3 separate regions of the Homo sapiens genome follow, and regions 1 and 3 are each linked to region 2. Evidence: read pairs that join two places in POLR2A ChIA-PET (ENCODE). Cell type or tissue: OCI-LY7. All regions are shown on one strand.

What was found. ChIA-PET counts read pairs that join two places held together with the same protein. Peaks named below come from ENCODE experiments on the same cell type or tissue, not always from the same donor. Only the 100,000 strongest peaks of a DNase experiment are listed, where the experiment ranks them.
Region 1: POLR2A ChIA-PET joins it to region 2 with 5 read pairs; 2 of 35 experiments call an interaction of 5 or more read pairs at or near these places.
Region 3: POLR2A ChIA-PET joins it to region 2 with 5 read pairs; 6 of 35 experiments call an interaction of 5 or more read pairs at or near these places.

Annotation. Positions count from the first base shown.
Region 1 is chr5:140,629,971-140,632,470 of GRCh38, reverse strand. It overlaps CD14 (CD14 molecule), which reads left to right. Exons shown (of 2, transcript NM_000591.4): 2 at 1-739. The coding sequence ends at 615. It also overlaps a transcript of TMCO6 not described here. Among named protein-coding and RNA genes, the nearest start is that of CD14, 2.0 kb to the left of the region's middle. RefSeq lists enhancers at 1-151, 364-423, 152-653. In OCI-LY7, no CTCF peak of the experiment used is centred here; no DNase peak of the experiment used is centred here.
Region 2 is chr5:141,506,200-141,508,699 of GRCh38, reverse strand. The region is part of intron 3 of PCDHGA1 (protocadherin gamma subfamily A, 1); the gene reads right to left. All of the region lies in intron 3 of PCDHGA2 (protocadherin gamma subfamily A, 2), which reads right to left. All of the region lies in intron 3 of PCDHGA3 (protocadherin gamma subfamily A, 3), which reads right to left. The region is part of intron 3 of PCDHGB1 (protocadherin gamma subfamily B, 1); the gene reads right to left. It also overlaps PCDHGA4, PCDHGB2, PCDHGA5, PCDHGB3, PCDHGA6 and PCDHGA7, and 13 more genes. Among named protein-coding and RNA genes, the nearest start is that of PCDHGC5, 18 kb to the right of the region's middle. RefSeq lists enhancers at 715-764, 1,035-1,084. In OCI-LY7, no CTCF peak of the experiment used is centred here; DNase peaks (open chromatin) are centred at 79, 699, 1,039, 1,719 and 1 weaker place; H3K4me3 peaks cover 2,388 bases; H3K27ac peaks cover 2,500 bases.
Region 3 is chr5:141,416,447-141,418,946 of GRCh38, reverse strand. The region is part of intron 1 of PCDHGA1 (protocadherin gamma subfamily A, 1); the gene reads right to left. The region is part of intron 1 of PCDHGA2 (protocadherin gamma subfamily A, 2); the gene reads right to left. The region is part of intron 1 of PCDHGA3 (protocadherin gamma subfamily A, 3); the gene reads right to left. The region is part of intron 1 of PCDHGB1 (protocadherin gamma subfamily B, 1); the gene reads right to left. It also overlaps PCDHGA4, PCDHGB2, PCDHGA5, PCDHGB3, PCDHGA6 and PCDHGA7, and 8 more genes. In OCI-LY7, a CTCF peak has its summit at 1,380; a DNase peak (open chromatin) is centred at 1,326; H3K4me3 peaks cover 765 bases.

The DNA.
Region 1 (2,500 bases), 880 kb after region 2:
CTCAAGGTACTGAGCATTGCCCAAGCACACTCGCCTGCCTTTTCCTGCGAACAGGTTCGCGCCTTCCCGGCCCTTACCAGCCTAGACCTGTCTGACAATCCTGGACTGGGCGAACGCGGACTGATGGCGGCTCTCTGTCCCCACAAGTTCCCGGCCATCCAGAATCTAGCGCTGCGCAACACAGGAATGGAGACGCCCACAGGCGTGTGCGCCGCACTGGCGGCGGCAGGTGTGCAGCCCCACAGCCTAGACCTCAGCCACAACTCGCTGCGCGCCACCGTAAACCCTAGCGCTCCGAGATGCATGTGGTCCAGCGCCCTGAACTCCCTCAATCTGTCGTTCGCTGGGCTGGAACAGGTGCCTAAAGGACTGCCAGCCAAGCTCAGAGTGCTCGATCTCAGCTGCAACAGACTGAACAGGGCGCCGCAGCCTGACGAGCTGCCCGAGGTGGATAACCTGACACTGGACGGGAATCCCTTCCTGGTCCCTGGAACTGCCCTCCCCCACGAGGGCTCAATGAACTCCGGCGTGGTCCCAGCCTGTGCACGTTCGACCCTGTCGGTGGGGGTGTCGGGAACCCTGGTGCTGCTCCAAGGGGCCCGGGGCTTTGCCTAAGATCCAAGACAGAATAATGAATGGACTCAAACTGCCTTGGCTTCAGGGGAGTCCCGTCAGGACGTTGAGGACTTTTCGACCAATTCAACCCTTTGCCCCACCTTTATTAAAATCTTAAACAACGGGTCCGTGTCATTCATTTAACAGACCTTTATTGGATGTCTGCTATGTGCTGGGCACAGTGCTGGATGGGGAATTCATCATACTTAGGCTTTCTTCATCCTAACTCCCTAAGAAACCCTATCTGTCCTCCTCAAGAAAAGAACTGCGGGGATAGAAGGAGCCAGGAAAGGACTCCTGGCTAGGGCTGCATGGGAGAAACAATGAGTGTGCAGTCAGGGCTTTCTGAGCAGATTATTGGCATCTGGATTAAAAGGTATTTGCATGATATTTGGAAGATACAAAATATTTCCTCTCCTATGCACTTCCCAAGAGCCAGCTGCTCCCTTTCAAAGGTAATAAAACCCACAGCCATTTGCTTATTTCCTTATTCTTTCTCTCTCTCACACACACACACACTCACACACCCTCCCTCTCCCTCTCTGTCTGTCTCCCTTACCACTCAAGGAAGAGGGACAGCCTCCTATCCTGCACAAGCTCTGAGTTTCATAATATTAGGGTTCCTCTCTTGTAAAACCTCTCTTCACCCGGAGGCTTTCACTGTGTCACTCCCCGACATAATGGGAAATTTGGGCCTAGGGAACTGACGCAAGATACAGTCGGTCTCTGAATTAGAGATCCTGTGTTCTGTTAGAACACATATGCAGATAACCTTTTCAGGCTGACTGATTGGCAAATAGGAAAGCATCTCAGACTCTTCAAAACTTCAGAATAAACAGGATTTGTCCTCTAGTCCACATTAGCTCAGAGACCTACAGCATCAGCCATCAAGAGGTGCTGTTTCTTCTGAGCCCCTTCTTCATTTCAATGAGGAGGCAGCCACATCCATCAGAGAGCTAGATGCCTGCCTCACAGGGAGCATGGGAGAAAGGTGGGAGGAGGCATATAGGCCCAGCACCTGCCTCTGGCCAATGTCCAGAGCCACACAGATAGGAATAGGGAATGGAAATTAACATTGATAAGAGAGTTACAGACATTACCAGAACCAGACTCAAAATATGTCAGAAAACAGTTAAATTAGCTGGACACTCACTGGAATGTCCCCAAGGGGCCTTCAACCAGCCAGTTGAGAGATTTCTAGTATCAGAGAATTAATCATCTCAAGGCAGTTTTTTTCTTCCCTTGAATAGCTCTGATCACACTTCATCAAATGGTTACAGAACCACATTTCACCTCAGGCCTTGTGCTAAAGCCTGAAATACAAAGATGAATCAGAAACATCCATGCCCTTAGGGAATTCCAATCCAGTGGGGGTCGGGGGAACACATAAAAGATAGTTTTTTATGTGTGAGAAATAGCTGTGAGAATATATATAAATTTCTGTTGGTTAAGCCACCAGTCTATGGTATTTTATTACGGTAGCCTGAGCTGACTAAGGCAGTAGTGGTGATGTAACATATCTGATTGCAAAAAAAAAAATTTTTTTTAAAGAGTAATATATCTGGGCCAGGTGTGGTGGCTCATGCCTATAATCCCAGCACTTTGGGAGGCTGAGGTGGGCGGATCACGAGGTCAAGAGATCGAGTCCACCCTGGCTAACATGATGAAACCCTGTCTCTACTAAAAATACAAAAATTAGCCGGGTGTGGTGGCATGTGTCTGTAATCCCAGCTACTCAGGAGGCTGAGGCAGGAGAATTGCTCACTAGAACCTGGGAGGCAGAGGTTGCAGTGAGCCAAGATCACGCCACTGCACTCCAGCCTGAGCGAAAGAGTGAGACTCCGTCTCAAAAAAAAAAGGGAGCAGATATTGTTGAGGATTGATA
Region 2 (2,500 bases):
AGGAACACGGAGAAGCAGGGAGAAGGGAGGCAGAGACAGAATGACAGGAAGGGCCTGACGGAGTAGCTAGAAGCTCGGCCCACCCACGTCCTATGTGCACCCAAGATCTCTGAGTAGCACCCCGAGTGGGTGCAAGTGACAAAGCCATCCCCCGCCCACCTCGTGGGGGGTGCCCTGAGGTTGGGCTGGACCAGGAGGGAGAGAAGATATGGAAATCCAGAATGTAAAAGAAAGAGAATATTTGCTCTGCTCTGCCACTAAGGAACTGTGTGAGCTTGGTCAAGTCTCTGCGTGGCTCAAGCCTGTTTTCCCATCTATAAATCTGAGGGGAAGAAGTTGGATTGCCAGCTTTGACTTTCTGTAGAGTCAGTTCTCCAGTGCCCCTCCCTCTACACCCCACTCCCCCCAAGGCCCACCTTGGTCAAGGACCGGGATTTTCTCTTGGTCCCAGGAGAGGCAGACTTAGGAGAGCCTCAAGAAGCTGGACATCTTCTGGCCTGGACGAGGTGGGGGTGATGCCTTCTCTCCTGTGCCAGCCTCTACTCAGGGAAACTCAGCCCCCAGCTCCCTGACCTCCCTCTGTCCTCTTAACCTACCCCATCCCAGGGCCAAGGCAGCAACTCCAGAGTAGCCCAAGGAGGCTGATTAGCTGGAACACAGCTGGCTGAGCTGCAAACCGCAGCCTCCTTGAGAGCATCCCTCCCCGCAGATGTTTATTTTAAAAGCCTCCTCCCAAGTGTCGGTTTTTACTCTCCCTCTTACTTAACCCCTCTCAGCAGCCCCACAGGCCTGGCTGGGCTGGACTTCAGGAACCTCTCTGGTTTCAGGGCTAGGAAGCGGGTGTGAAAGTGAGAGCAGGGCCTGACCCACCACCTCCACCCCCAGGGTCCGTTCCCCAGGGCGCAGGCTTAGACGAGGGTCAGGCCCTGTGTGGGCCAAAGGTGGGAGGCCTTGACAGGGGAACGAGCTGCATGACTTGCTTGGAGGGTTTGGGGCCATAAATACTGATTTCATTTCTGTTTTTAACATCTGGATTTAGGCTAAAAAGCTGCTTCCTGGCCTCAGGGCGCAAGGCCACAACAGCTAAATATACCTGTTTATTTCCCTCAAGAGGCCAACTTGGCATCTCCTCAGACCCAGCCGCCTGCCACTTTCATACTCAGTCTCTGGCCTCTCTGGAATCATAGCCCCACCAGACCTGGGACAGCTCTGCCTCAGGAGGCCAGCAGTCCCTGCCACCTCTCTCTCTGTCCTTCCGTCAGCTGTAGGCCTGGCCCCACTTAACCTCACAGACATCTGGGGTAGAGTTGCCAGATTTAGTAAATAAAAGTACAGGGCTCCCAGTTAAATTTGAATTTCAGGTAAACAATGAGCATTTTTTTTTTTAGTACATTATGTCTCATGCAACATTTGAGACTGACTTATGCTGAAATAGTACTTGCTGTTTATCTGACATTCAACTGTAACTGGGCATCCTGTATTTTATCTGGCAACCCTGATCTGGAAGAATAAAGCAGAGCTCGAGGAAGAGGACAGCCTCTCATCCTGCTCAGGTAATAGAGAAGCCGAGGCTGGATCCAAAGGCAGCCATGGTCCCTATAGTAGAAAGAGCATAAACTTAGGAGTTGAGCCAGGTTAGAACCTCAGCTTGGCAGCTCAAAACTGAGGACCCTGGGGCAAGTGCCTTCTCGGTTCTCTCATCTGTCGAGTGTGAGAAATCAGACCTGCCTTGCAGAGCTATTGAGAGGATTCATTGACAGGAGGCCCCTAAAGTTTGTTTAGTATGTGCCCAGGTGTGATGACAGTGCTTCTTGTGATTTCACCTGGTTCTCTACCCACCAGTCCTCCAGACATGCTGGAGGGCAGGGCTATCAGTTCATGATATAGGGCAATGCCTTGATCCTCTGCCAGCCTCCTTATAAGCCCAGGATTTGCTGCTCCAGAAGCTAGTCTTTATTAATAGGCATTATTCTAATTCTGCTTTCTACCCAGTAAAAAACGGGTTTGGGTCAGCAAAGATAATAATATATTGTGCCCTTACTCTCTGCCAATCCTGTGCTGAGGGACTTGCATTTGGCCCTGGTAACACCACAATGAGATCCGTTAATACTGTGCCCATTAATAGTAAGTGAAACCGAGGGGGTTTAATAACTTACCTAAGGACTCATTGCTAAGTGGTGGTGCCAGGTGCCAGGATTTGAATCCAGATTGGCCTGCCTCTAAAGCCTGTGCTCTTTTTTTTTTTTTTTTTTTTTGAGACAGAGCGAGACTGTTGCCCAGGCTGGAGTGCAGTGGTGCGATTTTCTGCTCACCACAGCCACCTCCCAGGTTCAAGCGATTCTCCTGCCTCAGCCTCCCAAGTAGCTGGGACTACAGGCACGCACCACCATGCCCAGCTAATTTTTGTATTTTTAGTAGAGACAGGGTTTCACTATGTTGGCCAGGCCGGTTTCGAACTCCTGACCTCATGATCCTCCTGCCTCAGCTTCCCAAAGTGCTG
Region 3 (2,500 bases), 90 kb after region 2:
CTGGAGGGGAATCCTCCATAATCTGATCAGAGAGTGACGTGATGATTATTTCTGGGCTGTTGTCGTTTTCGTCTACAACTTCTACAATTACTTTACACCGTGTTGAGAGAGATCCTCGGTCTTTTGCTTCTATGTTTATCGTATATCTTTCTACTTCTTCAAAATCCAAAGGCTGCTGAGTTAGAATGTTTCCTGTAGTGTAATCCAGAGAGAACACGTGCTGAGCTTTGTCAGCCACACCAAAGAAGGAATAAGTGATCTCTGAGTTGATGCCCTCGTCCTGGTCAGTGGCCTTCACTCTCAGGATGGAGGTGCCTGGAGGCACGTCTTCCCGAAGGCTAACCCTGTACACGTCCTGGCTGAACACTGGGGGGTTGTCATTGGCATCTATTACCAGGATTCTTATCTGAGCAGTACCGCTTCGGGGAGGGTCCCCACCATCTAAGGCGGTCAGTACCAAGTGGTGAGCGCTCTGCGTTTCTCGGTCCAGAGTCTTCTGCAATACTAATTCTGGATATTTGCCACCATCAGGATTGTCTTTCTCCACCAATGAGAAATACTCGTTAGGACTTAGTTGGTATTTGCTCAGCGAATTCATACTAATATCAGGATCTTCTGCAGACTCAAGAATTGTTCCCATCCCCAGGCTGACGGATTCACTGATTTCTAAGTTTATTTCATCTTTCCGGAATTGAGGGGCGTGGTCATTAACATCCTCAATCACCACAATGACATGAAAAATATTTAAAGGATTTTCCACCACAGCTTCCAATTGCAACTCACATCTTCTTCTCTCTTTGCATATTTGCTCACGGTCTATTCGGTCCTTCACAAGTAAGTCCCCGCTCTGCGCGTCTACGCTGAAGTGCAGCTTCTCCGCGCTCACTCGCAGCTCGCGAGCCGACACATCCAGGACACTAAGCCCTAGATCCTTAGCGAGGTTCCCCACCACCGAGCCCTTGGCCAGCTCCTCCGGAATCGAGTAGCGGATCGGCTCACACAGCGTGGGGTAGAACAAAGGCAGCAGCAAAGGAAATAGTACCTGCCGCGGGCCGGCCCGGCGCCTCTGCGCGCAGCTCCCTCCCATCGTTCGCTCGGGTTCTCGCTGGGTCCCCGCTTTTCCAGTTGGAGAAAGTGCACTCTACCGCGCTAAAAGAGCATTCGGCCCAGGACAGGAGGAGTCCCGGGTCTCGGAGCTGGCAATCTGGTGTGCTGGGCAAGGTCTGCGCAGCCGGGAGCCTCTGTGTGGGAGCTGGTTTTCTTTTCTGTTGTTGGCTGCGCAGGGAATCCCAGGCTAGAGGCTGAGGGATCCCCGGCGTCAGCGCTTGCTCTGCACTGGCCGACGGCGGCGCCCAGAGGCTCTGTGTGGGACTGCAACTTGACTTTTCTCTACCTCTTTCAAGGAATTTTTTTTAAACTACGAGTTGACAGCCAAAATATTTTAATCTTTTTCCTCAGTGATTCCTTTTACATCAGGAAATATATTTCCACTTGGTCATAACTATCATATCTTTTTATTTACTGAATTTACATATATCTTGAATAAATGAATATTTTTTCTTCAAAATTTAAAAAGGCACAAAATAATATAGCATGAAGGTTTATAGGTCTCCTATCCCACGGCCCATTGCTATCCAATTCCTCCATCCAGAGGCAGTCATTCTTGTTCCTTTTAAGAGTAATTATCTATGAAGCTGGAAGTACTGAAGATAAGCAACAAATTTTTTTGTCTTCAATTCTAGCCTATATTCACCCAGAAAGTAATAATTCCTTATTTCATACTTAAGTACTGGAATGCAACCATTGCCCTAGTCATTACCATCATCCAGGGTGTCCTGTATTGCTTTTAAATAATTATAATCAAAATATTTTCTCACAATAGCTACAATGTCAAGAGCAGTTTTTTTTAAAAAAAAAACCTGTATTTTTCAAAATAATAGAATTATTTGAGATGAATGCACAATAATTTTGACTCTCATTAACACAAATATAAAATAATAGTTTCAATGGTTTAATAGTTAATAACTATGACCCTAAAGAGTGTGCTTTCCTTCCACAGACCTATCATTCAACAAATGTTGACTGACCTGAAAAAAATCATGGAATTATAAGGGTCTTGAGAAACTTCGGAATGCTTTTTGACTTTATACTACCACATTTAGTAGAATACTAGTAATAAAATTAAGAGATCTACCTAATACGTCACTATTTTCATTGAACTAAATGAACTCATCAGTACCTCCAATGATCCTTTGTTTATATAATTTCCCTTCGTTGCATATATTCTTTTCTTTTTTACAGCTGTGGTTGGTGTTTATATTCTGATCTGCAGAAATGGCATTTCTTTCTTGACTCTAAGTTTATTTTGCCTCTCAATTTCAGAGTTTTCAGAGTTTCAGGTGTTTGCCTCCTTATACATTAAAGAGCCACTGAAATAGCTTTGTCATATATCTCTTGCTCCTGTTCTCGGGAACATGTACAAATTTATCTGTCTTCCCAA